Linked DNA regions of Homo sapiens: region 2 is linked to region 1. A link is an interaction called in ENCODE POLR2A ChIA-PET data of the cell type or tissue named here. Cell type or tissue: Panc1. All regions are shown on one strand.

What was found. Peaks named below come from ENCODE experiments on the same cell type or tissue, not always from the same donor. Only the 100,000 strongest peaks of a DNase experiment are listed, where the experiment ranks them.
Region 2: POLR2A ChIA-PET joins it to region 1 with 9 read pairs; 3 of 35 experiments call an interaction of 5 or more read pairs at or near these places.

The regions. Positions count from the first base shown.
Region 1 is chr15:98,815,961-98,818,460 of GRCh38, reverse strand. All of the region lies in intron 2 of IGF1R (insulin like growth factor 1 receptor), which reads right to left. Among named protein-coding and RNA genes, the nearest start is that of MIR4714, 33 kb to the right of the region's middle. In Panc1, no CTCF peak of the experiment used is centred here; no DNase peak of the experiment used is centred here; H3K27ac peaks cover 245 bases.
Region 2 is chr15:98,695,690-98,698,189 of GRCh38, reverse strand. The region is part of intron 1 of IGF1R (insulin like growth factor 1 receptor); the gene reads right to left. Among named protein-coding and RNA genes, the nearest start is that of IRAIN, 46 kb to the right of the region's middle. In Panc1, no CTCF peak of the experiment used is centred here; no DNase peak of the experiment used is centred here.

The DNA.
Region 1 (2,500 bases):
TCTCCCTGCTTTTTCCACTATTCCTCCTTCTCCCCTTCTCCACCCAGCAGCTAGACTGACTGTTGTAGAAATCAGTGTGCCACTCTTGTGCTTCTCACTCATCCCCAACTTCCACTGTGTATTGAGTAAATTCTCACTCTTGCCATGGCCTACAGACCCTCTCTGCTCTGGTCCCATCTAATACTGTGACCCATCTTATAACTCGACGCTATGAAATCAATTGTGTCTCATCCCCGGCCACCTCCCACCTCCACCCTGCCAATTCATATGTAGGAACCCTAACCCCTCATGTGACTCTGTTGAAGGTAGGGCTGTTAAGGAGACAATTAAGATCAAATGAGGTCATAAGGGTGAGACCCTGATACAATTGGATTAATGTCCTTAATCAGTGAAGAGACACCACAGCTTGCTCTCTCCCACCACTATATGAGGATACAGTGAGAAGGTAGCTGTTTGCAAACCAGGAAGAGAGCCCTCACTAGAACCAGACCTTGTTGACACCTGACCTTGGACTTTCAGCATCCAGAACCATGAGAATATGCTTCTCCAACCATGACGCTGGAGAGAAGAGGTGAAGTAGGCAGAGGCAAGACTGGGAAAGTAGGGCTGGGGTGGTCAGAAAGGGCAAATCACGAAATGTCTGGTGTGAAAGGAGAAAGGGATCTCCCCAGAGCTTGAGTATGGAAGACTATTCAACTTCAGAAATGAACACAGAGAGGGAGAGGGAATGCTGCAATGTCTATTGTTTAAGCCACCCAGGCTACAGTAATTTGTCAAAGCAGCCTGAGCTGACAATCACTCTCAGTTTCCCTCATCTTCCAAGTTCCAGCCTTGCTGGTCATCAGTCTGTGCCCATGTGACAGCTTTTTCTTCTTATCCTTTCTCCTGAACTTCCCATGGCTGGACCTTCCAATCTCCCTTAGTCTAAATGCCACCTTTTCACAGAGGCCTCAATGACTACCCAGCGTAATACAGCACCCCTCAACCACACCTGGCCCCCAACCCAGCACTCCTGCATTGTGATGACAGTACTGTTTTGTGTTTTCTTCTTAGATGCTCATCACTAGCTTATTATTCTCTTTACTGTGCATCCTACCATCCCCACCCCAGTATTCTTACTATTATTATTATTATTATTATTATTATTATTATTATTTTTGAGACAGATTCTCGCTCTGCTGCCCAGTCTGGAGTGCAGTGGCATGATCTCCACTCACTGCAACCTCTGCCTCCCGGGTTCAAGCCATTCTCCTGCTTCAGACTCCCGAGTAGCTGGGATTACAAGCATGGGCCACCACACCCAGCTAATTTTGTATTTTTAGTAGAGACGGGGTTTCACCATGTTGGCCAGGCTGTTCTTGAACTCCTGACCTCAGGTGATCCGCCTGTCTTGGCCTCCCAAAGTGCTGGGATTACAGGTGTGAGCCACCACACGCAGCATTGAAGAAATCTTTTCTGTCTTGATCACTGCTGGAGCAGACAGAGCACCACAGCTGCCTAATGTTTGTTAAATTAATAAATAAGTGAATGAACCTGGCTTTGAGGATCTCAGATCCATACAACCGGGCATTTATAGCCATTCTCTGAGTCAGGCAGCTTTCTGGAGCCACATGGTTATGAGAATGTGCCTTGCCCCAAGATTCATCTCCCTCTCCCACCTCCCCAAAGAAAGCTGCCATGTTTGTGGCAATCTCATATTCCTCTGGGGACCACATGGGACAGGAAGGAGTAATTAACTGCAATATCCACAGCGAGTAGCTATTCATATTCTTACACTCCAGGGAGCATCAAGTCTTAAGGTTACATTAAAACACAGGCACAAGGGAAGTCCCCAGTGTTTATTATCTGCAGCTACAGAGTGGGTAAGGATGAGATCTGGTCACTTCAATTGAATTTACAGGCAACTTCTCAAGAGCCCAACTTTGAACTGCCCAAAGAAAACACAGGCAAGTCCTACTGGCACAAGAGAATGGGGTGGGCCGATGGGGAGTGATGGCCGGCTAGGGTTGACATTTGTTTTTTCCACCATATTCAACACAGGCAAGTGCTTTCGAATTACTGGCTCCCTGAAAAGGGGGATCTGGACACATATGGCAATGCGATGAATGATGATTCCTGGAAAGAAAAATGTTTAATGAAACAAGAAACTCACAATTTCCTGAGACCTGATATGCACAAGGTACTGGGCAGATCTTGTAGTTATTGATGGGAATTTCAGAGAAAGGCCTGATGAGGCAAAGCTGGCTGCTGGAACCTCAAAGAGACAGGAAAACAAGGATGAGACCCATGATTAGGGCCACTGTGAAGACTCCAGAAGCTTCTGAGGTTCGAGAGAAGAGGTGAAGTAGGCAGAGGCAAGACTGGGAAAGTAGGGTGGCTGGGGTGGCCTGAAAGGGCAGATCACAAAATGGCTGGTGTCAAAGGAGAAAGGGACCTCCCCACAGCTTGAGTATGGAAGACTGTTGAGCTTCAGAAATGAACACAGGGAAGGAGAAGGAAT
Region 2 (2,500 bases), 120 kb after region 1:
CCTGGCGCCTGTAATCCCAGGTACTCGGGAGGCTGAGGCAGAAGAATCACTTCAACCTGGGAGGCAGAGGTTGCAGTGAGCCAAGATCGCACCACGGCACTCCAGCCTGGGCGACAGAGCAAGACTCCATCTCTTAAAAAAAAAAAAAAAAGGAAGGCCAGGCGCGGCGGCTCACGCCTGTAATCTCAGCACTTCGGGAGGCCGAAGCAGGGGGATCACTTGAGGCCAGGAATTCAAGACCGGCCTGGCCAACATGGCGAAACCCCATCTCTAACAATACAAAAGTTAGCCAGGCATGGTGGCGGGCGCGTGTAATTCCAGCTACTCGGGTGGCTGAGGCATGAGAATCGCCTGAACCCAGGAGGCAGAGGTTGCAGTGAGCAGAGATCGCGCCACCGCACTCCAGCCTGGGTGACAGAATGAGATCCTGTCTCAATAAAAAAAAGTTAAGATGGTAAGTTTTATGTCATACGTATTTCACCACAATTTAAGTATAGAGGGAAAGTTCTGCCGCATTTTAACACAAGTGCAAGTGGACAGCTGAGGGGAGACCACACAGCCCGTCCACCACCGAGAACCAAGGGGAACCCAGATGGAAGGAAAGCAGGTTTGGCCACAGCTCTGCTGCAGATACAGCACACACAGGCCAGGCCTTTAAAGATGCCACCCATACCAGGTGTGGCTGTGGGACTGCATCCAGCACAGTCAGATTCGTCAGGACACAAACAGAAGGGTCCCCCAGGAGTGCTGCACTGACTCCCCAGGGAAATGGGCTCTGGGCACACAGCCACAAGCAGGCAGAGGTGGCGGAGCAGGTGGACGCCCGCATGCAACCTCTGTATTGAGTGGGCAAGAGCTAAAACACTGTATGCAACCAACCACTCTGCAAACTGAACAGTGGCAGGTTCTCACTATCTGATGTTTCAAGGGCAGAAGCCACAACCGACTGCGTTGATTTTCTAACTTTGAGTGTTTGGCACATCTGTACCCCAACACAGTTCTTCCTTTGTAAAATGCAGCAGGGTTACTATGAGGGTCCATCACGGCTCCAGCCTGTCCCAGCAAGCCCCTGCCTTCCCTTCAATGATCACTCCCACTCTTGCCAAAGCCTTTGTATCTGCTACAACTTCTGCATTTACTCTTCTGCTCTAACACCTCCAGATTCACCTCTTCCCCCAAAGGAGTACTTTTTCCACTGCACGCTCATCCAAGCATCCGGAGGACAATCCGCATCCCTGACTTCTTCACTGAGGCATCCTACGATTTCTACTAAGACCAGGTACCCTCGGCATTTAGGATTTCTCCATCCACACCCACAGGAACCTCTGCCCACCAGCCCAGCCAGACAGCAGCCCCATGAAGGCCAATCCCATCATCAGCCAGGAGAGGATGTCTAAAACCAGTGCTCTTAGCTTCCCAAAAAAAATCACCTGAAGACCTTTCTCCTGAGCAGCTCAGTCCCACTCTGCTCCAGATGACAGCCAATCATAGCCCGACACTCAAGCCCCCTGGTAGTAACATTCTCTTATCTGCACTCTAGCAGTGGTATCAGCCAAAGGCAAAAACAGAAGAAAAACACTGCTACAAAGTGAAGCCCTGGGTCAGAAGCCGTAAACTACAATAACCTGGGTTTTGGGGATGTGCCCATTTTCTTGGCATAAGGATTTTTTCTTAATATGTATATTCCAGGAACACATACTTGGTCTACAATGCCTTGCTAAGATCTCTTTGTTGACAAGGTGAAGAAATATGAACTACATCTGAATAGCTTAGTAAATGTTCAATTTACCCTACAAAGTGCTGATTAATGAACAGACCAAGGAAGGTCTCTAGTGGGAGGCCACAGGTCTCTTTCTGAGTACTGTAGATTTCAACATTTTTATCAATTACTTGAACGATGGCACAGATAAAATGTTTATCTAATTCAAAGATGACAAGTTTCCAGGAGCAATGGCAAATACACTGGATGACAGAGTCAAGAGCTAAAAAGATCAACAGATTGGAATTGCAATAGAGAGGAAATAAATGCTATTTGGACACTTGGGTGCAAAAAAAGAAATGCACAAATGTAGGAGGTGTGAAAAAGACTTAGGAGATTTAATTGGATATAATTTCTGTATGTGACGATGTGATGTTGTGGCTGCCAAAAAAAAAAAAAAAAAAGAAGAAAAAGTCAGGCAGTCTTAGACTGTACCTAAGGGAGACTTAGTAAGGGGCCAGGGGAGAGACCCTGAAAACTGGGTTTCTGCCTCCACACATTAAGAGAGATAAGTCAGTGGAAGAACATCCAAGTGAGAGCAGGGACCAGAAGTCCCTTCTCATGGAGAACGGCTGCAGAAACCCAGCACACAAAGGTCTCCAGGGAGGGGGACTGGTCAGGCTCTTTATGACCCTGCTGGAGGAGAGAAACAGAGAACTTAGATCAACACAGGGTGAGGGACTGTGGTTCCATATAAGAACAGACAGTAGGATTCATTTGAAACCCGACTGGACTGCCTAA